Regions from separate parts of the Homo sapiens genome. Here regions 2 and 3 are each linked to region 1. The links are chromatin loops, found by intact Hi-C in ENCODE. Cell type or tissue: PC-3. All regions are shown on one strand.

Region 1 (8,000 bases):
GCTCCTCGTCACTCGCTATGTCCTCACTGGCCATGTGCTGGGAATGAGCAGCTCAGGTGGGCAGCAGCAGGGCTGCCCACGGGTCACCTCCCTCACCAGGGGCTGCAAAGTGGCCTGGAGCTCCATGCTGAGTAGAAGGCTTTGGGCCAGAGTATGATGCAGTGCCAGACACCACCTGTGTCAGTTCCCGTAGTGCCTGACGGTCTATTTCCCTGCCGTCCAGGCTGTGTACCCCGCTGTGGGAGAAGGCTTGGGCCAGGCTGAGCCAGGTTTCCTGACTGTGTGCAGCCGTTCTGCCCCACAGAAGCTGCTCCTTGGTATCCGAGCTCTGGAGTGTTTGGGCTGCAACTGACAGGAGTTCAGAGGACACCCCAGGGGCAGTGGCAGTGCCTGTCTCTGATATGCTCCGCTCCCACGAGCCCTTGTTACACTCCTGCTAGCCCCTGGCTTGTGGGCTTGGCCTCTGAGCTGGACTTCTTTCGGTCCTTGTTGCAAGTGGGCCACCTTCACCTGGAAGGCCAGGTCGTGGTATTTCTGCGTCTCATTGGGCCCCAGGGTGTACCACCGCTCGCTCAGCATCTGGCTGATGGTCCGGTTATAGTGGTTGGGGTGACCCTGGTGCGCCCTGCCAGGGCCTGGTGCCGCTTGCTGAAGATCATGACCGGCACTCATGGGCCACCGGATGTGGTCCTTGTCCCATTTGTTGGGGCTGCGTCCATCCTTCTCAGAAGATGAGTCCTGTTCCTTGCGCAGGCACTGAGGGACTGGGCCTGACATCATCTGAGTGGTAGAGGCAACTGGGTGTCAGGAGACATGATGGAGAGGAAAGCATCATCATGGTCATTCTCTGTGTCACTGTCCAGCAGGGACTCCCCTGAGGGGCCCAGGGCTCCTCCTCTGTGGTGGGAGGTGAGCTTTTACCAGGTTCCACCACCCCCAAAGTGTGTGGGGTTGCGGGCCCTGGGCTTTCAGGGCAGGTGGCTCCAGGGGGCCGCCCAGGGTCAACACTCCCTGTCCCACCTGGTGGACGCTTATGAGCAACAGCTGCCAACTTGGCAGGTTGTTTTCTCTGGTTGGAGGCCACTGAGTGACTGGCAGGTTGCTGGGCCTCATGTGGCTGCAGGGAGGGGTCAGGAAGGGGATGGAGTACCAGGGGAACACGGCCACAGAGTGACCTTCCACATTCCTCCACACGAACATGCTGACGCCACGGGAGGCCTCACTGAACGCAGGCCTGGGGGCCGAGTTATAATTGGGCATACTCTGGATAGATTTTTTTTTAAAGACTTAGAAGCAGGTTCCATGTTTTTACTTTAGGTAACCTTACCTAACAAGAATCCATCAAACCTCTGATTCTTTTTATCTTGTTCTGTCTTTATGGAAGATGCTAAACACCAGTCATCGTGTTCTGCAGATCATTTTTTTGGATCATCTTTAAGTCTTCTTCCTTCGCCTTTTTCATAGTTTTATTTTTCCTTGCCTACCTTTGTAGTGCTTATGAATACTCTCTAGAATCGAAATGAACTTCAGAGTCTAACCAACTTGATATTTCACACTTTTAGCTTCTCCTCCGATGAAGACAGCAACTTAAAGGTGGAGGGGATTAACCCAGGGTTGTTTTGTTGAAAGAGCTGAAAACCCCAGGCCAGTTTGAGGAGATTGGATCTAACCTCTGGACTAAATGTTTGAGCCATTCTGCTTTCTTTACTCATACGGTCTTTCTTCAAATACATGTGGCAAAAATACAGTCTGGACTGGAAGTGTTTGAGCTGGGGGAAAGTGCTCAAAATTCATGTATCAACTTAAAGGACCACACGCACCAAATTCAAGGCATTTGAAGCACTGGTTTTGCATTGGTGGGTAGTGCGTGGGTCTAGAACGGGAAACTGAATGGGACCTCTCAAATGTTGGAAAGGTCGGGGAGAGGCAGAGTGTTTTTCTCTAGCAAGTGGCTTTATTTTCTGGAAGGATGCCTGATGGTGCTGGTGAGTCTTCCTGGAAGGGTCTAGGACTGTTAGAAAACAATCTCTAGGACATAGAAAAGCCAAAATGTATTCCTTTTCCTTACAGCCTAAGGTGTTGAAAAGTTTGGAAAGTTGAAAAATACACACATGCAGGTACTTGCTCTTTCTAGAGATCAGCCAATGTCAGGGGAAGGGAGAGGAATGATGACGACTAGCAATGACTGGAGGGAGATGGGATTAGAGCGCTTCAAAAACCTCTCTTTCTTACTACTTTGTTACTTGATGACCAAGTAACTCAGAGTAAGTAGTCCTGGTACTAAGGTATTCAAGGATCCGAAATGGCTTTGCTAAAAGGCATTCGGTGTGTTAGTAAAGGGCTAATACTTTTGCGATAATATGGGTATTTGTCTTGCATCAGTGGGTCCTATGTCCTCAAGGCACTGTGAACACTTCACCTTCACAGCATTGCTCCAGTAGATATCCTGACCACAGAGGGACAAAATAATTAACAAAATATGAGGGTGTTGAGTGTGTTTTCCTAGATCTAAAATACTGCAAGCCAAAACAGTCTTACAGTTGCCAAAAGCGAACTCAGTTTAAGAAACACATTCCCTGTAGTGGTTCACACCTGTAATCTCTGCACTTTGGGAGGCCGTGGCAGGTGGATCACTTAAAGCCAGGCATTCGAGACCAGCCCGGCCAACATGGCAAAATCCTGTCTACTAAAAATGCAAAAAATTAGCTGGGCATGGTGGCAGGCACCTGTAATCCCAGCTATTTGGGAGGCTGAGGCAAGAGAATTGCTTGAACCTGGGAGGTGGAGGTTGCAGTGAGCTGAAATCACGCCACTGCACTCAACCCTGGGCGACAGAGGGAGACTCCCTTTCAAAAAAAAACAAAAAAACAAACAAAAAACAATAACAACAACAAAGAAAAAGAAAAAAAAAGGAAATACATTCCCTTGCTTTGTAGAGCTTGTTGGGGAGATATTTAATTTCATTTCAACGAAGGTTGTGCTTACTGCTTGTCAGGCACAGTACTGACTCCGGGGAGACCCAGAGATGAAAGAGACTTTCTCTGGCTATTACAGTTTACTTAGTGGGAGCCAGATTAAGAATTAACTTAAACACAAGGTCAGAGGACTCTGGGTCCCTAACCTGCACCATCTAACAGAAAGATAAATGAAAGCTGCAGATGGGGGCCACAAATGTAACCTAAAATTTTCTAATAGGCACATTAAAAAAATAGTTAATTGTAATTATACAATTATTTTTATAATTATTTTAATTATACTATATTTTATATAATCCAATATATCCAAAATATTATTTCAACATGGAATCAATTCAAAAATTACTAGTGAGATGGCTTACATCCTGTTTCGGTTTCAAGTCTTTTAAATCTCATGTGTATTTTACTCTTTCAGGACATGGCCATTTGGTCTAGCCACATTTCAAGCACCCAGCGGCCACACGCGGCTTGTGGCGACCTCACACACAGTCCTTTATCAAGCTCTGGCCCTCAGATCTGGGAAAAGAAATCCTGGGTTGGAAAAATTCATGTGTTCAGAAAAAAGGCTCTTGGCACTTTCCTCTGGTGACTCTGTAGTCACGCGCCATTGAGGAATTCAGAGAAAACACGGAGAGTCAGAAAGGCTGCAAACACTGGCTTCCCAAGCAACCCGGGACTATTTTGGGGAGTAGCCTCGGAAGGGGCAGGACATTGGAGCCAGGCCGGGCTATGGGGCCTGGGCTGCCACGTGTCAGCCACAGAAACGGCTAGCATTCGGGCCACGCTGGCGGCGCTCTCGGCCCCGGCGGGGCGTGGAGAAGCGCAGCCGCTAGCCTCCGGTGAGGCGATGGGGAGCGGTGCCACAGCGCCGCCCGCCGGCCACGCGCCGTAACTGCAGGCGCAGCGCCGCTTCGGCCTGTCCTGTTAGCCAGCAGCCGAGTTGACGGCCAAGGCCGCCGCCTCCAGCTGGTTTTAATTGAGGGGATGGTGCCTGTGTGCAGGACGTTGAATACGAGCCCATGGAGCCTCCAATTCCAGTACTCCGGCCTGCAGGTCCAGGTAATACTGGGGCTGCCGGGCCAGTTTCCCCCTCCTCCTGCCCTTGCCTGCTTTTTGTTGGGGGACTAGGATTTTGTCTTCTGGGTCACTTCTAAAGCACGTTAAGGATGGTCATCATTTGTATTTCAGGAGAACTAATGTTTAGCTCTGCTAGGAGTAACATTTTCGGAAATCACGTTTTCCATTTTGGACTCTATTCTGTATTTAAATGCTATGGATTAAAATAAAAGTAAGCCAACAGGAGGCCCCAGCGAGGATCGAACTCGCGACCCCTGGTTTACAAGACCAGTGCTCTAACCACTGAGCTATGGAGCCCACGTGAGGCGTTGTTTTCAGGAATTCACAGATCTTACCAACAACATTGGTTTATATGGCGGTCCGTGAGAATTTGACCCCATGTGTGTATTATCAATGGTACTTATAAAAGGCTATGAAATGCCAAAGAAAAATGCTTACAACATGATGATAAGTGGAAAACACTGAAGCCTCAAATCATATGTTTGTGATTACAATACACTAAATCATACCTAACTTATGCATACAGACAAGGGCTGGGAGGGAAAGTGCAAAAATGAAATGGTGTTCTGGTCATATTTTCAGTGGTATGTTTACTCTCAATAAATCTTTCAATCTTGCTTCCTTGATAAATTGTATCAAGTTTGGTACTTTCAGGGAAGTGGGAAGTTATGGGGGTGTCTTTGTTCTCATAAACTAAGTTACTGGTTTTGGATGAATTAATTGCTTCAACACATATTTACTGAGTACTCAAATAATGCTAGATGAGGCAGAGTGAACAAGCAAAGCTCTGCCTCTGCTGCTTTGTTTGTTTTTCTTTTTTCTTTCTTTCTTCCTTTTTTTTTTTTTTTAGACAGAGTCTCGCACTGTTGCCTGGGCTGGAGTGCTATGGTGTGATCTTGGCTCACTGCAACCTCTGCCTCCCAGGTTCAAGCCATTCTCCTGCCTCAGCCTCCCAAGTAGCTGGGACCACAGGTGTGCACCACCACGCCCAGCTAATTTTTGTGGTTTTAGTAGAGACGGGGTTTCACCATATTGGCTAGGATGGTCTTGATCTCTTGACCTCGTGATCCGCCCACCTTGGCCTCCCAAGGTGCTGGGATTACAGGTGTGAGCCACCGCACCCGGTCCCTGTTTTTTTTTTTAATGGTCGGGATCACTATGCTTCATTCCCTTTTGATTAATGAACCATTTACTGAAGGAATGAAGTCATGGCCACAACATGATCCATTAGTGCATTAAAGAGAGAATGAAGATCATGCTCACCAAGTGGGCTGCAGGCATCTCTCCCTCATCTCCAAGCTTTGGCTTACATCCACTCTCTCAGTGAGAGCTGTCCTGATCCCCTGTTTACAGCTGCACCATCCTCCTTATTCTGCTCTTTTTACTCCATACTACTTAACCTTCTTTTGTAGTAGATAATGCGCTTATTGTTTTTTATTCTTCATGTATCTCTCCCTAATAGAATATCAGCTCTTTGAGGGCTAAGGCTTTGATCTGTTTTATTCACTGTTGTCTTCTCAACACCAGAATACTCTCTGGCTCATAGTAGATGCTCAACAAATGTTGAAATGAATGACATCTCTGATGATGCTCATTTAGTAAATTAAGAGAAAAGAGAAATCAGGGAAGTGCTTTGGGAGCTGTCTTCTCATCATTTTGCCTTATATTCACTTGCGTTGCCTCTCCGTCTACATTGGAATTTTGCATCACCCTTCGATTCTGCAGCTTATCTGGTTCTCTCCTTCTCCTGCTTCCCCGGCCCATTGCTCTGAGATTTACTGCCTGTCGTCCCTCCTCAGCTCCGGGAACCTTCAGTGCCTTCTCACTGTACTCTGGGTAAAGGTCAAACTCCTCAGTAATTTCATCTTTCATATACAAACTTTCCCTCCCTCTCAAGCTACCTGCAGGTACTTTCATCTCTCATCGCACATGGTTCCTTCCACCTGAAACATATAAGCCTGATTTTAATGTCTTATGTTGTCTTGGCAAGAGCCTTAGAGAGCTGGCTTATTTTCCATCTCAGAGGCGATTTTGAGGAGTGTATTAGTTTGCTAGGGCTGCTGTAACAAAATACCTCACACTAGGTGACTTAAACAACAGAACTGTATTATCTTCTAGCTCTGGAGGCTAGAAGTATGAAATCAAGGTGTTGATAGGGCTGGTTCCTTCTGAGGGCAGTGAAGGAAGGATCTCCTTGGCTTGTAGATGGCCATTTTCTCCTTGTGTCTCCTCACATCATCTTCCCTCTATGTATAGCTCTGTATCCAAATTTCTCCTTTTTATAAGGACACCAGTCAGATTGGGTTAGGGCCCACCCTACTGACCTCACTTTAACTTGATTACCTATGAAAAGACTCTTTCCAAATAAGGTCACATTCTTAGGGACTGGGTCTTAGGACTTCAACAAATGAATTTTGAATTTCCCTTCTTCCATTCCCTTGAGTTGGCACAGCACCACCCTCGACCCCTCCTCCCAATACTGATGCACGTTATCTCCCAGCAGCAGGAGGTAGCATGTGATAGACAAATGGAACCTCTCCTCTTTTCAATTCCAATTTCTGTACTGTAAGAAAAAGGACACAAAGTTAAATGGTAAGATGAAATAAAGATAAAGTAGACATCCTATAAAGACTGTAAAATGGAGGTGATAATTTTGGCCTCTCTGTTTCAGAGCATTTTGAGGGATTCAACACAATAGTGAACCTGAGAGTGCTAGGAAACTGTGAAATGCCAGAAACGAACATAAAAGGGAATGTTCTTCAAAGGTTGAGCATTTACTTCTGGTCTATGGTCAACCCTCAGCAGAAAACCACGTGGAGAGATTCCAGCTTCTGGCACTGCCAGGAGGGAAGGCATCCCACGGTCCAGTTTTGTTGGGAGGGAAAGGAGATGAAAACTAGTAAGTCCCAGCCACATCCCTCAGCTGTTTTGTGTGTTAAAGGGACTTCTTTTTGCCTTAAGAAGATAGTTGCTTTGCTTTCTCACCTCCTTCACCCTCATTCTGTCCTTTGTCCCCTGCCTACATCCTCTCCCCTTCCCCATAGAATCCCTGGTATCCCTGAGGTGGTGGGAAACAGAAGACAGCCCAGGAAGGCTCTCCCACCCACTTGGTGTAGGGGCTGTCTGGCTCTCCTCTGAGTCATTGTCCCACGTGCATCCTCTCCTCCTGGGAGCAGACCTTCTACTGTCCTGTCCAAAGTCAGACTCAAGGTCAGAGGGTATGAGGATGTAAGGGCCAGAAGGAACCTTTGAGCTTATCTAGTGCCAGAAAAAAGCTGCGACTTCATGAGAAGAAGGAACTTGAACTTCATCATGGGTGAAATGATGTGCTAGGAACATTTCTAATCTTTTCTACTAGCTATTTTGAAATATACAATACATTATTGATAATTATAGTCACCCTACTGTGCCATCGAACACTAGAACTTATTCCTTCTATCTAACTGTATGTTTGTACCCATTGACCAACTGTATTAGTCTGTTCTCATGCTGCTATACAGAGCTGCCCGAGACTGAGTAGTTTACAAAGGGAAGAGATTTGATTGACTCACTGTTCCACAGGGCTAGGGAGGCCTCAGGAATTTACAATCATGGCAGAAGGGGAAGCAAACAAGCAAACATGTCCTTCACATGGCAGCAGGAAGGAGGAGTGCCGAGCAAAACTGGGGAAAAGCCCCTTATAAAACTATTGGATCTCATGAGAACTCACTCACTATCACGAGAATAGCATGAGGGTAATCATCTCCATGATTCAGTGACCTCCCATGAGGTCCCTCCCCCAACACATGGGGATTATAATTTGGATTACAACTCAAGATGAGATTTGGGTGGGGACACAGAACCAGAGTATATCACCAACCTCTCTTCAGTCCCCCTTCCCAGCCTCTGAAAATTACTTAACTTTTGAAGCTCCTGTTCACCTGGGAAGTGGAGCTAGGAGGGTACACA
Region 2 (8,000 bases), 620 kb before region 1:
CTCAAAAATAAAAAGAAAAAAAAGAAAAAATTAGCCAAGTGTGGTGGCACGTACTGGTAGTCCAGCTACTCAGGAGACTGAGGCACAAGAATCACTTGAACCTGCGAGGCAAAGGTTGCAGTGAGCCGAGATCGCGCCACTGCACTCCAGCCTGAGCGACAGAGCGGGACTGTCAAAGGACAGCTCTAAAAAAAAAAGGCTCAGCTATCCCCAAGGACAAACTGTGATGCCAACAACCTCACAAGAAAAAGTTAGACTTGACTTGGCTTATCTATAAGGGATGTGCTAGGTCCATGCCAACTGTGGGGCTAGAGGAGACTTCCCCATATGCATAGGATTTGGAGTGAGCTACACACCTTGAGGAGACAAAGGGCCAGGAAGTCAACAGAGCATGGGATTTGGAATCACAGGACCCAAGTTCAACATCCAGCTCTGAAAATTCCTGCTATTGCAAGTTATTTCTTCCAGTTTCAGGTTCTTCTTTGCAGGGCTATGGTGAGAGCTGGCACAAGTATGTGTTCAATAAGCAATTCCTGCATGTAATAATAACAGTAGTAGAGGCACCTGAGTGAGCCACAGGGTCTGCCTCTGCCATTTATTTCTTATGTTTCAGGCAACCCCCAGCTTCTTCGGGCCTCAATTCCCTCATCTGTAAAATGGGGGTGATGATGATGGTGACAATGATGACAGCTACTCTATCTAAATCACTCTCCTGTGCTCCCATACATTCTCTGCTGGTTCTTGGGGGAGCTTCCATTATATGCCACATGAATATGTAATGTGTAAAACACATAGTAATCCACATTGCATAAGTATTTACACATTCCCAATGATGTGAGTGTGTCGGGGGCTGGTTCTCTCTCCCAGCAAGCCAACAGCAGGGCTCCCCCTGACCTGGTTTGAATACGGGCACTGACAAAGACTCTTGCGTTTGACCAAACCTTTAGGCTCCTCTGAGTCCTCTGCTCAACTAGGTATGACTTTGGGCTTCACGCTCTGTCTTTGTAGAATCCAGTTTGAGCAAGAATCCTATTGTCAGTTTAGCAACAATTCCCCACCCTTGGAATCTAATCACCCTGGGTATCTTCTCAGCCTGGCCTGCCTGCAGCAAGAATTCTGTTGTCAGTCTAGCAAAAATGCCTCCTCTTAGTAATTTTCCATCCACGGACACCCACTCTGCTCCTGGGCTATGAATCCTCACTTGTCCCTGTTGGACTCAGTTGAGTTCAGTCTCTCTCCCCACTGCAAGACCCCACTGCAGTGGTCCCGAGAGCTACTGTGATTCCCCCAGTGAATAGAGTCTGCCTTACCATCTATAACAAGTATCACGAATAATTTTTTCTTTGACAGCACCCCAAAGTCACGGGGTCCTCTGAGGCCAGAGCATTCAGCAGCACCAAATCCCAATGTAGCAAGGGGCCATAATCATTATCATTGGTTTCTGGCCCACTGGATTTTATAATCACGGGACCCAAGTTCAAAGTCCAGCTCCTGGCAAGAGCTGATCTCCTGGAACAGCCTCAAAGAGGCCCCTCCCCAGCACTCTCCCCACTGCCCTTCCCTACCTTTGAAACATCTTCTGGCCTCAGATCTCCTCTGCATCCTCAGTTCATGATGTGGCCCTGCTCCAGCCCTGGATTCTTTCCAAATTCTCCCTCCACCTAGACCAGCTGCTTGTCCTCCCAGAAGGGCCCTGACTAAAAGCCTGCAGCGTCAGGTCTGGGGGTTGTGAACCTGTTGTTCCCTAATCTCCCGTTACAATCCATCTCGAACACATTGTCCCTGAAGCCATTATCATCCATTTCAAACAGAATTTATTAAGTGGGAAGAGACGCTCTGAGACTCTCAGGCAAATTCCATTTCTTTGGCGTCGAAAGAAAACAGCCACTCGGAGCAGCCTGGTTTCCATCCACTACAGTGCCAAATGCCTCCGCCTTCTTTCCTGAGGGCCTAAGGTCAGAGAGAGCAGCAGAAGGCCTTGTCAAACTCGGGCCCTTCTAGTAACTTCCAAAGCCTCCAGGGGTGTGGCCAACGTTGTTGAGAACGGGAATATCTGCAGAGGACCTTAGGGTGAGCCTCTCCAAAACTGAGGAAGTACAATGTATGGGGCACGCCTTTTGTCTCCATTCTAGCCCTTCCACAGGTACAGGGGGAGCCTTGGGTGTGGGCGACCCCGACGCTGTGCTAAGGCTGGCATAAGGGAACGTGATGGGCATCCCAAGCAGCCTTCAGTTTACAGGCGTGCTCCAAGCGCCTGCTGTGCACGATGTGGTGTATTAGGCACCATGGGGGTGAGGCTGGGGAAAAACAAACCTCAGACTATACACGTGCACCAGCATCAACTGGAGAAGACAAACATACGCGCCACAGTTAATTAGCCCTACAAAACAGCACCGGCTAATGAAGTGGCGCTGGAAATAATGTGTGTGATATATTTACTGTAATTTAGTTTGTTTTCTGCCAGAATAACGCAAGCTCAGACGTGCCAGGAAGAAGGACGTGAGTTAGTCCTGGAAGGGTAAGAAAGATTTAGATCCACTGGGGCTCCCCCTGGCCCTTCCGTAGTGCCGGACGTCCTCACGTTGCCCCTGACCCAACACATATCTCACTCCAGTCTAAGGATTAGTAATGTACTCCTTGCTAACGCTTTCCCAAGGAGATGGAAGAAAGTTTTTCTCACAACCGAAACAGCAAAAGCTTACCCCAAACCCCTTTCCACTACATGCTCTGACCTCTCTGCTCCCACAGCAATGGGCTCATCCACCCCCAACACCCCCGAGACCTCCTCCTCATGTTCTCCAAACTTCCAAGCCATCTTTCACTTCGAAATCCCATTCCCTTTAGCATTCCATCGGTTCAGCAGTGGCTGGCCAGGCCAGAACCAGGTATTGTGGGTGGAATTGTGTCTACTACAAAAGTCATTTGCTGACGTCCCATGTTCCTTAGAATAGCACCTCATTTGAAGATAAGGCTTTAGAAAGGTAATCAAGTTAAAATGAGGCCATTACTCATCCAAAATGAATAGTGTCCTTATAAAAAAGAGAAACGTGGAGACAGCCACACACACAGAATGATGCATGAAGACACATGAAGATGGTCGACTACCAGCCAAGCAGAGGGGCCTGCAACAGATTCTCCCTCACAGCCCACAAAACGAATCAACCTGCCAACATCTAGATCTCGGACTTGCAGCCTCCAGAATTGTGAGGCCACAGGTTTCTGCTGTGTAAGCCTCCCGGTCTGTAAGACTTTGTTACAGCTGCTGTAGGAAGCTAACACACCCCTCCAGGAGCCCCTGGCTGTGTACAGGAAGCTTCGACTCACATGCTAAGGTGTGAGGGGGGCATGGCAGGTGCTCCGGGAAGGGGAAGCAGCAAAAGCAAAGGCGCGAAAGCAGGATATTCAGGGAGGCCAGCAGCCTGGCTCTGGGGAGGAGTTTGTGATGAGGAGCATAAGGTAACAAGGTGGCCAGGCCAGGTCAAGTACAAACAGGGCTAGATGCTGAATTTACGTGTGACATGCATTGCAATATTCATTTCTTCTTTGTTCCACAGAGACTGCAGGCAGCAGGGTAGCCTTTCCAGGTGCTATAAAGAGTCATTTCTCTGGGACCCAGACTTCAGTCTGAGTATCTTCGCAGCAGATGTGTCCTGTGGGTGGTACCACTTGGTGTCACACCCTCCATCCCATGCCTGCAGCTCCTTCTACAGCACTCAGCTCTGTGCACATCTTGGCATTATCTGGGTCTGCCTCTCTCTGTTTTCCCTGTGGCCTGGTGTCCCTCTGCGGGTGCCCAGTCACACACCTGCACGGGGGGAGGGCCACACACCGTGGACAGCAGTGGAAAGAGCACTGGGCTTAAAGTCAAGGGACTGGGCTGAAGGAGTTCGGGAAGTGCCACCCAAACACGGTATGCCAGCTACCTTGAACCGAAGGCACTGGGCAGCACAGGATGCAGGCGGAGGCTTGCTCTGAGCTGCCTTTGTCTGCCTAAAGACGGACCCTCCAAAGGGACCTCAATTATCATGAATCCCCCTCCCCAGGAAATTCATGAGCCAGGGGAGACTCGCATCACAGCAGAGGGGACTGAAGGTTGATGCCATGCCCAGGCCAACTTTGTCATAGGCTACCCATATTCTCCCAAGGGCCCATTCATCTTTCCCCAAATCATTCATTCTCCCCATGGCACCTCCATCCCCTCTCCTGCCTCCGCGGTGAGTCAGGCGCATAAGCTTCTAGGTCTCTCATTGGTTTGGAGATATTCACTTTTCTTTCCCATGATGCATCCATGTGCATAATAAATGTGGTCACCCTTCCTCCTGCTAATCCGCCTGCTGTCAGTTTATTCCATAGACTCCATTATGGAGCACTCAGAGGGTAAGGTTTCCCCTCTTCCACGGAGCCTTGCTGAGCCTCAGTTTCCCTATGAGGCAGGCATACTTCACCATCTCCTTTCAGGCTGGATATTCATTCTAAGGCCACACATGAATATGAGAATATTCAGGCCTTTTAGGTAGAATATTCTAAGAATCTTAAACGATGGTACCTCTTAGTGGAAGCAGTATTCTGACAAACCAATGGGGCAGGGAGGGTGGGAAATGGTGTTTTATGGTCACTCTGGGACCCCAGGCAAGGTAATCCTAATGGAAGCTCAGGCTTTTGGGGCGGGCTTTTTTTTTTCCTGTCTACGAATGGAAACATGAAGCAGATTTCGCAGTATCTCCCAGGGAACTGGACAGTCTACTTTGGGGCCGGCGCAGAAGAGATGACCCCTGACCACCTCCCGGTGTGCTGGCTGCGGCTGGACCCGAGGGCGCGTCCTCCCGAGCCTCTGCGGCTACTCTTCTCGCCGCCCCCAGGTGGTGCTGCAGGACCACAGCCTCGAGGCTCCTCCGCCCCAGGTGCCCGCCCGGCAGCCCCAGACCTGCCTGGATTTACTCCCTTCAGCGGGAGGAGACACCAAGAGGCCGACGCGTAAATTCCAGGCCTGGCCTTCTTCCAGCGCTCCAAAACCTTCTGGAGCCTTCTCAATCAATAGACTCAAAGGCTTTTAGCGTGTCCCTGCCACTTGACGTCAGAGGTGACACGGGTCTGTGAGCCTGGCTGCTGGAATTCACACTCAGCCAACACCCAGCTCGGGGCTGTTCCCCTTGAGCCTGTCCCAGTGCCCGGAGGGGCCTCTTTCCCTCATTCCTCCCCTTCTAGAAACCCTAGACACAGCGCCAACACCACACCCGGAGGCGCCGGCCTCAGGGGAGAAACCACAGTATACACACACCACACATACTATGTGTACACACACTACACAGTGGACACCCACCACACGCACAATACACATGCACGACACCCTGCACACACGTGCCACAGGTCAGCCTGGAAGCACGATCACAGAATGGGAGTCCTGTGGTGAAATCCTCGCTGATCTAGAAACAGCTGCACGGCCGCCCTTCCCGGGGAGAGTCCCAGGTCCTCAGAAGAGCCCCAAGTTGCAGCCCGGCCCATGCCTACCTGCAGCCCTGCAGCAGCAACACACCTGGAGGCAGAGAGAACTTTGGAATATGCTAGAAAGCCAGTAAGCGCACATCTCCTCAGAGCTTTGCTACTTTTGTCAAGAGTTCCATGCTACTTTATGAGGTAATGGAAAGACAAGGTTAAAGCTGATTGAGCTCAAGCTACATCTTTTACATGTTAAGGGCCCTCATTGGACCCTGACCCTGGCTACTCATGAGGGAGACTTTTCCTCCCTCTCCTGTGGGCCTGTGTGAGCCAGGCATGGAGCTTTGCCTGGGCACTGGTCCTTCCCCCCCAGGGCTGTGAGGGCAGGATCCATGGCCCTGGCAGAGTGAGGCTGGGGCCGGCATTGGAGCCTGAGGGGCAGGAGACCCCAGAGAGTTCCTCCGGAGCAGCACAGGGTGGGCATTGGGGTCAGAGCCTGTGGCCTTCAAACCTGGTTGCTCACACTACTGCTTCTCAGTACAGCCAAGGTGGTGCACGAATCCAAGAGAAAAGGTGAACGGAGAAGCCCGGTCCTGTGGGCCAACCCCAGGGAATGCGCTTCTTGGAGAACTGGGAGGCCTGAGCCCTGTCCTGTGGCTGGGGACAGTCCAATCTGTGATGCAGTAGATGCTGGGGGCCTCACGGAGGGCTCTGAGCTGAGGGTCCTTTCCACCCCCAGCCCAACCTCAGGGCCAAGAAAAGAAGGTGCTCAGTGACCCCGCACGAGCTCTTTCCCGGGTGCGCGAATTTCATGCAGTTATATTAAAATAGAAATACTCAAAGCCGCTTGGACCCAACTGACTAGCTGGGCATTAACATGGTGCCTAGGTAGGTAGGGCCTTCCTGGATTCCAGCTGTTGGACCCTTTTCTCAACAATGCTTACTTACACAAGCAACTAGGGATTGGCCCCCAAAATGAGGATTGCTGGGACTTGCAAATGATAATTGTCACCAAATAGGGTCTGGATAATTAGAATGAAGGATGATTAAAAGCGTGAGGAATCTTGGAAGTTTAAAGAGTCCAGCCTCTCCACGAGTGTAGGAATTCATTCTCATTCTCCCGGCAGGGATGATCCGGCCTCTGTGTGAACACTTCTAGGGACAGGGCACCCCCTTTTGGAAATCAGACCACTCCAGTATTAAAGAGTTTATTATTCACTCCTGCGTGGGCGTAAAATCTGCCTTCTGAGACTTTGGCCTGCGGGTCTGAATTCCACCTCTGAACCTCCAGAGAGGAGCCTTCCCCTCCCACTCAGCAGGTCACCCATGTCTCTGTCACTGACCACTGTCCACAAAGGGGCTGTTTAAGAGGGCAAGGGTGAGTTGGCAGCTACTTGGATCAAGGCGACCTGCCACACTCATTCTGGGGAAGTCACCAGAGTACATGGCCGAGGCTGGAAGGCAGATGTTTGAGTCTGTCAGAGTCTGTGCATTGACAGGATCCAAAAGCCTGGGGCAGCAGATGAGAGGTTCACAGCTGCTATGTACCCCTCCCCACGTGGAAAGGCAGACACAGGGGGACCCGTGGCCCTCACGTAGAATGCGTGGTCTCCAATGGTGGCCTTGGACCCCTCTTCCCCTGTGATCAGCCCCAGCAAGAAGCGAGGCTGTCCCCCTTCCCCCTGTGTCGAGCCATAGAAGGAGCAGCAGTCCTGGGCCCAGCCTTTAGCAGTCCTGGCAGTTTCCTCTTTCTCTTGGGAAAAGCCAGCGACCACACTGTAAAGCAGCGCTGATGAGTCTCCTGAACAGTGAGCACACATGTAGGGTAGAAGCTTCAACTCTCCTCTACCTGACCATCTTCAGTCATCATCCATGCCCCAGTTGTACCACGGCTGGTGCCAGCACAGCCCTGCAACCCTCCTGCTTCTGCTCAGGACTCCACTGCCTGCTGCTCCTAAGCCCCTCTGCTGGCTGCACTGCCCAAGCCGGAACCTGGCTGGGGGCCTCCCTCCTCCCTCTGGCCTCTTCTCCCCAGCCTGGAATGGCCCAAGCCCTGATGGAGGAATAAACGTTCCAGCAGCCAGAGCTGGAGAAACATCTGAACGAGGTCACAGATTGGCGTTGATGGATGGACCCCCAGGTTTCCTGAGGGCCTCATAATTTTTTTTTTTTTTTTGAGACAGTCTTGCTCTGTTGCCCAGGCTGGAGTGCAGTGGCGCCATCTCGGCTCACTGCAACCTCCACATCCCAGGTTCAAGCAATTCTCCTGCCTCAGCCTCCCAAGTAGCTGGGATTACAGGCACCTGCCACCACGCCCAGATAATTTTTGTATTTTTAATAGAGAGAAGGTTTCGCTGTGTTGGCCAGCCTGGTCTCAAACTCTCAACCTCAGGCGATCCACCCTCAGCCTCCCAAAGTGTGAGCCACACCTGAATTACAGGTGTGAGCCACCATGCCGGGCCTGAAGGCCTCATAAATATTGATTCCATTCCCTCTCTGTCCCTTGCAGCTCTGCTGAAGGATTAGCATGTTGTGGCGGCTTCCGGAGGAGGAAACGAGGGTAA
Region 3 (8,000 bases), 180 kb before region 1:
CTTGCTAATTCCTCTGCTCCATTTCACCCAAACTAACAGGCAAGCAGAGACCAAGGTTCCAAAAGTCAAGTGCTGAGGCTGAGGAACAGCAGTTAGGACACAGAGCCTATATAACTTTCTGAAAAACGAAAAAGGCGTTAGAATTTTTTTATTAACAAATAGGAGAAACAAGAGTGGGAAATGTAAAATGTTTTCAACTTTTCCCCTTCCATTTACCCTTTGATTCTCCCTTTTTATCTGAAGAAAAGCACCAGGAGGTTAGAGAAGGCCTCACAGGAAAAAAGACCCTTCTTTTTAAGTAATTTTACAATCAATTGTGAGAGAAAATTTATTAATGATGATATATGTGATATAATTATGAAATCAGAAAAAGAGTACTCAGTTTTAGAAAGATTTGCATCCAATAATTTTGGCCATTTTAACTGTGAAGTTTCAATACAAAGCTTTTCATCTGCAAAGCTCATTTACACAAATAATCTTCTCCCAATTATGTTAAATAACTATGCAGCTGAATGCTATATAGTATAATCATAAGGATGTACAAGTATGAGTATACACACTTATACAAACATGTTTAAGTCTGAAAGGCAAATTCTGCACAGAAGATAAAAAAATTAACGGTGTGTCTTTACACATGATATAATTTGCATTTCGAAATAAAAAGATATTTTCTGAGTAAAATAGTACATGATGAAATCAGAAAATCTGGAAAATACACATTTTTTAAAAACTGAAAACTTACCTCATCTCCTAGATATAAGAATTTTTATCATTTTATTGTATTTCCTTGCAGCATTTATTTTCTGTGTGTATGTTTATGTAATATACAGTTTATCTATACCTTAAAGTCTTGGTTTCTACTTTTTTTCTACTTCATGTTAAATTGTGAGTATTTGTTGTGCTCCTATGTCTTTGAATTATATAAAGCAGCCTAATATCCCATTATATGAACATACAATAATTTAACAATTTTCCCACTGTGAATCACAGTAGGTTGTGTCAAAGTTTTCACTCTAATAAATACTGTTCTACTGAATGCTCTCATGTAAGATATTTAAAACTTTTTTTTGAGACAGAGTCTCACTTTGTCGCCTAGGCTGGAGTGCAGTGGCATGATCTGCTTCCCCAGTTCAAGCGATTCTCCTGCCTCAGCCTCCCAAGTAGCTGGGATTACAGGCTCCTGCCACCACCCCCGGCTAAGTTTTGTATTTTTAGTAGAGATGGGGTTTTGTCTTGTTGGTCAGGCTGGTCTCAAACTCCTGGCCTTATGTGATCCACCCGCCTCCGCCTCCCAAAGTGCTGGTATTACAGGTGTGAGCCACCACGCCCGGCCATGTAAGATATTTAATGCATGATTGGTTATTTCTTTCTTTCTTTTTTTTTTTTTTTGAGATGGAGTCTCACTCTGTCACCCAGGCTGGAGTGCAGTGGCACATCTCAGCTCACTGCAGCCTCCGCCTCCCAGGTTCAAGCGATTCTCTGCCTCAGCATCCCGAGTAGCTGGGATTACAGGCATGTGCCACAACACCTGGCTAATTTTCGTATTTTTAGAAGAGATGGGGTTTCATCATGTTGGCTAAGCTGGTCTCGAACTCCTGGCCTCAAGTGATCCGCCTGCCTCGGACTCTCAAAGTGCTGGGATTACAGGTGTGAGCCACTGTGCCGGCTGACTGGTTATTTCTTTAGGATCGATTACTAGACATGACATTAATACAATATAAAAGGATATAACCATTTTTAAGGCTTATCATACACATCATGAAACTATTTTTCAGGATGGCTCTAAGAATTCCTAGTTCTACTAACAGTGTACATATGACCTATCTAATTCTTTCTTTTCATCCTTTGTGAGTTGAAATACAGACCCACCTAATTCTTAAAATTTAGACTTTGATATGAGACATATAAACTGAAGTTTTCCCACTGAGATTATACATGTTGTCTTATTCACTTAAGAATTTACCAACACAAAAATTATACTAAATTATTTTACAAGGTTAGCTTGAATTAAAAGCATTAATTTCTGTTCATATTAGAAACTGAAAAAGAAACAAAAGGACTGTGATTATAAAACCATACTTGAATTTATGAGTTAAAGTATGCATTAATTTACTCACAACAAGGACAGTTCTCCATAAGAAAATGGCAAACGAAGCAATTCCCAAGAAGGCAGTGATAAATACAGGTTTCCATGGCAGTCCATAAAAATCAGGCCCAGGCTGAACATCATCAGGCAATGTAGCAACTAGCTGAATGTTAGAAATAATGTTAGAAATAATGAGAAACCTTAAAGAAGCTTACCATAAAGCAGTCACAAAGACTCATTCACAGAAATTCTAAACCAACTCTATCAGATACCTATCCCCTCAAAAATCTTCAGTAGCTCTCACTGCTTTAAGAAAAACAGGATACTGGGAGTCTCATACTTATTGTTTGGCCTGTGGTGTTTTGAAGTACTATGACTCTAAATGTCTTTAGGTTGGGCATATATTTCTAGTTTCAATAGGCCCTGATACAATATGTTATCTAAAACATGGCTGGAATCTCTCTGCATCATACTTTTGTCTTGAATAAATTGGTTTTTATTGCTTAAAAAACCACATAAGACAAAAAACCTTTTATATACAAGTAACTAACTTTTTATGGCTGCAAATAAAACCAATATGATGATAATGAATATCACAAATAACGTTTTATTCCTCTAAGATTTAAAATCTTAAATCGACTTACATAAACAAAGAACAAATGCTGACTAAGTTCGGATAGCTCCTGATAACTGATCTAGATAAACCGCTTTGAATTTAGTGCCTTAATTCTAAATGTTTCCTTGAAAACAGTGCATTAAACACCTGTCTGCTCTATGCTGTTTCCACAGCCCTTTACAAGTACACTATCACACTGGTCCCATCCCACAACAGAGCCGGGGGTTATGCAGAAAAGACCTGTAGGTTCTCTGTGTTTTGATCATGACTTCACACCAGAACATAAAGTGCTGTCACTTCGTAAGTACTCAATAAAAAAAAAAAAAAGAGTGACGAAACCTTCTCAAACACACTCCCACCTGCCTCCCTAAACAGCATAGAAACGTCTTGCTTTCCTCGGATCTGACACACTCCATTTCTCCTTTGCACAGACAATCAGTGCACCCACTCTGCTTAGAACTCATCCACCCGCCTGTGACAGCTTGGGTCCCTCCCCGGGAATCGGGACTGTCACCTCCAGCAGCTTGGCTATGAAGGCTGCGTAGAGCACAGACAAGGGTCCCACAAGTTCCGGGTCCCCCGGGGTAGCGGCGATAGAAGGCACAGTGGCAGGTACTGAGTCCATTGTGTAGAACAGCTGAACGCAAGCGACAATTCCCTGCGGAATGGCACTGGGCCCCCTGTTTTTCAGAGCTTCCTCCTCCGGAAAGGCCCCAATTCAGGGGGCGGACTCTGGGATTGAACTTCGCCTTCCACAGCTGCCTGCACTTTCGCTTTATGCCGCCTATAAAACACGTCATCAGCCACTGCCCCTGGCGCACCTCAAGGCACCAAAGGAGCCGGCCGGCGAGGGCGGGGCCAGAGCGGACGGAACCAACTATCGAGGGGACGGGAGAGAAGAGCGAATAGGGCTAGAGCGGAAGAATCCCAGTAAAAAGAGGCGGAAGTGACTGGCGCTTTCGCCAGGAACCGGCGACTTAAAGAGCCCCAGAGTAATGAGGCCAGGGATTTACCTGGAGGAGGATTGTGGGCGGCAGCTGGGGAAAAGGAGAAAAGCAGGTCTCTCGTGCCGGCCCGGAGCTGGCCCTTCCTGTCACAGCGTGGAAGGACCACCGCTCAGATGGGGCGCCACTGCAGTGCGCGGCCTTTCTTCCTTGCCCACTCAGTCCTCTGCTTACTGTTCCGCCTCCAGACCTCCATTGCGCTCGCTGTCTCACATTCTTGCCGACACTCTATTAAAAAGTCTTACCCAGGAGTCATGTCATCGTGTCACCCCCATGCACATGGGTTGAGTTATGGGTCCCACTTTTTTTTTTAGATGGTGGCTGCGGGGAAGGGGAGGGAGTCTCCCTATGTTGCCCAGGCTGGACTCGAACTCCGGGGCTCAAGCCATCTAAGAAGCTGGGACTACAAGTGTCCGGCCACATCTTAAGGTTATATGACTTGTGGAAAAGGACAAGGATAATGAATAGTATGGAAATCACGTTCCAAAAGTTGAAGAAACCGGGGACATTTAATCTGTGGGGAAAAAATGGTATCTGTAGATAAAAAATACCATTTTTAGACCTTTAAAGGTCTCTCTTCGAGTTGAATATAAAGTCAACTCAGAGGAACAATCAAGCAAGAACAAGCAGGAAAACCCTGAGAAAGAAGAGCAGTGAAGGGTGTGGTACAAGAGGAGGGCAGGATCTGTAATAACAGTATGGTACTGGCCCAAGGATGCAGACCGACCACGGGGCAGAATAAAAAATCCAGAAATAGACCCAACTGCACTGGAAATTTGCGATACAGCAAGGCAGCTGGTTAACAGACTTTTTAATAAGTGGTATTACATATCTAGATAACAATATGGAAAATGATAAAACTGGATCTTTTTCTCATTGTTCATAAATTCCAAGTTAATCAGAAACCTGAATGTAAAAAATGAAAACAAACAAGTTGAAAAAATTGAGTGACTGTCTCTATGTATTATGTGAGTGGGCAAGACCTTCCTAATTATGTATCAAAATCCAAAAGCAACAAAGGAAAATATTCGTAAATTTGATTACTGGAAAACCAAAAAAACTTGCCCAACCCCATCCAAAAAAATTGCAAAATAATCAAACTTTGGCAATGGTAACCTAAGAAAAAATATTTGTAACATATTATGAAGGATTAATATTCCTAAAATATAAAGTGCTTTACAAATAAGAAGATAGCCGCTAGCAAACCTATAGAAAAATGGGCTGAGGTAATGAACAGATCCCAGGAAAAGAAATGCAAATAATTTAAAAACATATGGAAACATGCTCTGCCTCACTCATGATACAAGAAATACAAAATGAACCTACAATGAAATATGATTTCTCACTTATCTTGGCAAGATCCAAACATTTGACAACACACTCTGTAGGTGAGAGAATGTGGAGGAAGCAGGCACTCTCATGCTATGCTGATCTTTATATAAAATCATACAACCCCTATGATTTGGCAACGTCTCCTGAAATAACTTGTGTATTTACCTACTGACTCAACAATCCTACTTCTAAAGATCTATCTCAAAGATACTGGGGATATAACAACAAATGCTGAAAAAATATATGCACAAAACTATATTATTCCAGCATTACTTATAACAAAAGACTAGAAACAACCAAAATGGCCATGAATGAAAGACATATTAAATACAACAAAGTATACTGTGAAGCTATAAAAGAAAATAATTTTATATACTGCTAGGGTATGCTGTCAGAATACATTTTTTTTAAAAGGTAGAGAAAAGTAGAGACTACTACTTTTATCTAAGAAAGTTAGGATTTTTTTTCTTTACAGCTTTGAGGGAAATATGACATTCAATAAGTTATATGTATTTAAAGTGCACAGTTTGATCAGTTTTGCATATGAATACGCCTGTGAAACCATCATCACAACCAACATAGTGAACCTCCCAAAGTCTCCTTATTCCCTTGGTAATCTGCCCCTTTTCATCCCTCCCTGCCCCTGAAGCAGAATGTCTGTCATAATACATTAGTTTGCATTTCCTAAAGTTTTATATGTATGTAATAATGCACGATTATATTTTCTCTGGCTTCTCTCATTCAGCATAATTTGAAATTCACCCACATTGCTGCACATATCTATAATGGTTCTTTTTTTAATTGCTGAGTAGCATTTCATTGTATGGGTATGCCATAATCTGTTTATCTGTCATCTATAGATAGATATTTGATTTTTTCCAGTTTTAGGCTTTTATAAATAAAACTTCCAAGACTATCACAGAGATGAATCTGCCGCAGCTAGAAATGCTCAAGAACCAGCTGGACCAGGAAATGGAGTTCTTGTCCACCTCCATTGCCCAGCTCAAAGTGGTACAGACCAAGTATGTAGAAGCCAAGGACTGTCTGAACATGCTGAGCGAGAACAATGAGGGAAGAGAATTACTCCTCCCACTGACGAGTTTAATATATGTCCCTGAGAAGCTGCATGATGTGGAACATGTGCTCATTGATGTAGGAACTGGGTACTATGTAGATAAGATAGCCGAGGATGCCAAGGACTTCTTGAAGAGGAAGACAGACTTCCTAACCAAGCAGATAGAGAAAATCCACCAGCTCTCCAGGAGCACACCATGCTGTCATGGAAATGATGAGCCAGACGATTCAGCAGCCCAGAGCCCTGGGGGCAGCTCAGGCTACTGCTAAGACCTGAAGAATCTGTTGCAGAAATGGGGCAGAGGGATACCCCTTGGGCATGGCTTCCTGGTGCCAGGGAAGGGAAGGGTCTTATATTTAATGCCAGTAAATGTGCCAGCTGGGCAGAAAAAATAAACTGTCAAAAACATTGACCTACAAGTCTTTCTATGCATGTATAATTTATTTTCACTTGGGTAAATGTGTCTCAGGTAAATGTTTAGGAGAAGAATGGCTGGATCATATGACCAGTGTAGGTTTACCTTCTTAAGAAACTGACAAGCTGTTTTTCAAGATAGCTGTACCACTTCACATCCCCATCAGCAGTGTATGATACTTCCATTTCCTCCACATCTTCTCCAACACATGGTAAAATCAGTTTTTGAAATTTTAGCCATTATAGTAAGTGTGTAGTGGTAACTCATTCTGCTTTAAATTGGCATTTCCCTGATAATTATGGTGAACATTTTTAAATGTGCTTACTTGCAATTGGTATATCTTCCTTGGTAAAGTGTAATTTTACTGCATTACATTTTTTTAGATGAATTTTGAGAGTTCTTTATGTATTCTGAATACAAATATTTTATCAGATAGATGCTTTGCAGTGACTCTTTCCCAGTCTGTAGTTTGTATAACAGTGTGTTTTGAAGAGATGTTTTTATTTTGATTAAATCCAAATAATCAAATTTCTCCTTTATGAATCATACTTTTGATGTCAACTGTAAGAAATCTTTGCCAATCCAAGTTCAACAAAATTTTTCTCTTAATTTTTCCTAGAAGTTTTATGGTTTTAGGGTTTACATTTAAGTCTATTATCTGCTTTGAGTTAATTTATGTACATCATGTGAGGTATGGATCAATTTTTTGCATATAAATATCTAATAGTTTTGGTACCATTTGTTGAAAAGACTTTCCTTTGTACATTTAATTGTCTTTCCACCTTTGTCAGAAGTCCACTGTCATACATGTATATTTCCAGATTTTCTATTTTGTTCCAATGGTCTATTCATCTGCTGTCTTACTTACTAGAGCTTTATAGTAAGTCTTGAAATTACATGATGCTTGGGCTATTCTAGGTCCTCTGCATTTTCCATATGAATTGTAGAATCAGCTTGTCATTTAAAAAAAAATCCTTCTGAGATTTTAATTGGGGCTATGTTAATGCAAGTGATCAAATTGGGGAGCTTAACAATATAGTCTTCTGACTCATAAACAAGGTCTATCTCTCCATCTATTTAGGTCTTCTTTAATTTCTATCAGCAATATTTTATAGTTTTTAATGCATATGTCTTACACACTTTTTGCCACATTTATCCATAAGTACTCCATATTTTTGATACTATTGTACATGGAATTTAACTTCAATTTCCAATTGTTCATTGCTACGATATATAAATACAATTGCTTTTAGATGTAAATCTTTATCTAGCAACCTTACTAAACTAGATTTTTTTCTACATCCCACCAGATTTTATGCATGTTGTCTGCAAAAAAAGACAATTTTACTTATTTCCCAATCTGGATGCATTTTATTTCTTTTTCTTGCCTTAGTGCACTGGCTATTGCCTTATAACACTGAACAGATGTAATGAGAGTAGACATTCTTGTTTCACTTCTGGATCTTGGGGGA

The links. A loop is a pair of places that touch in the nucleus more often than their neighbours do. Peaks named below come from ENCODE experiments on the same cell type or tissue, not always from the same donor. Only the 100,000 strongest peaks of a DNase experiment are listed, where the experiment ranks them.
Region 2: a loop joins it to region 1, with 5 times the contacts of the local background. A loop is called at or near these places in 25 of 110 quality-filtered maps.
Region 3: a loop joins it to region 1, with 3 times the contacts of the local background. A loop is called at or near these places in 97 of 110 quality-filtered maps.

What each region holds. Positions count from the first base shown.
Region 1 is chr1:222,461,354-222,469,353 of GRCh38, reverse strand. TRT-TGT2-1 (tRNA-Thr (anticodon TGT) 2-1) reads right to left here and starts at 4,349; the gene lies at 4,277-4,349. It also overlaps the pseudogene CICP13. RefSeq lists a silencer at 3,729-3,938. In PC-3, CTCF peaks have their summits at 3,646 and 3,848 (motif pointing left); DNase peaks (open chromatin) are centred at 3,743 and 4,343; H3K4me3 peaks cover 1,569 bases; H3K27ac peaks cover 860 bases.
Region 2 is chr1:223,078,452-223,086,451 of GRCh38, reverse strand. No RefSeq gene overlaps it. Among named protein-coding and RNA genes, the nearest start is that of TLR5, 61 kb to the left of the region's middle. RefSeq lists an enhancer at 7,326-7,839. In PC-3, a CTCF peak has its summit at 4,878; a DNase peak (open chromatin) is centred at 5,001; H3K4me3 peaks cover 380 bases; H3K27ac peaks cover 430 bases.
Region 3 is chr1:222,639,803-222,647,802 of GRCh38, reverse strand. It overlaps MIA3 (MIA SH3 domain ER export factor 3), which reads right to left. Exons shown (of 28, transcript NM_198551.4): 7 at 2,118-2,249. It also overlaps the pseudogene LOC107985098. Among named protein-coding and RNA genes, the nearest start is that of MIA3, 26 kb to the right of the region's middle. RefSeq lists enhancers at 3,067-3,146, 2,747-3,622, 3,217-3,826, 3,897-4,016, 3,623-4,500. In PC-3, no CTCF peak of the experiment used is centred here; DNase peaks (open chromatin) are centred at 3,562 and 5,162; H3K4me3 peaks cover 2,567 bases; H3K27ac peaks cover 2,193 bases.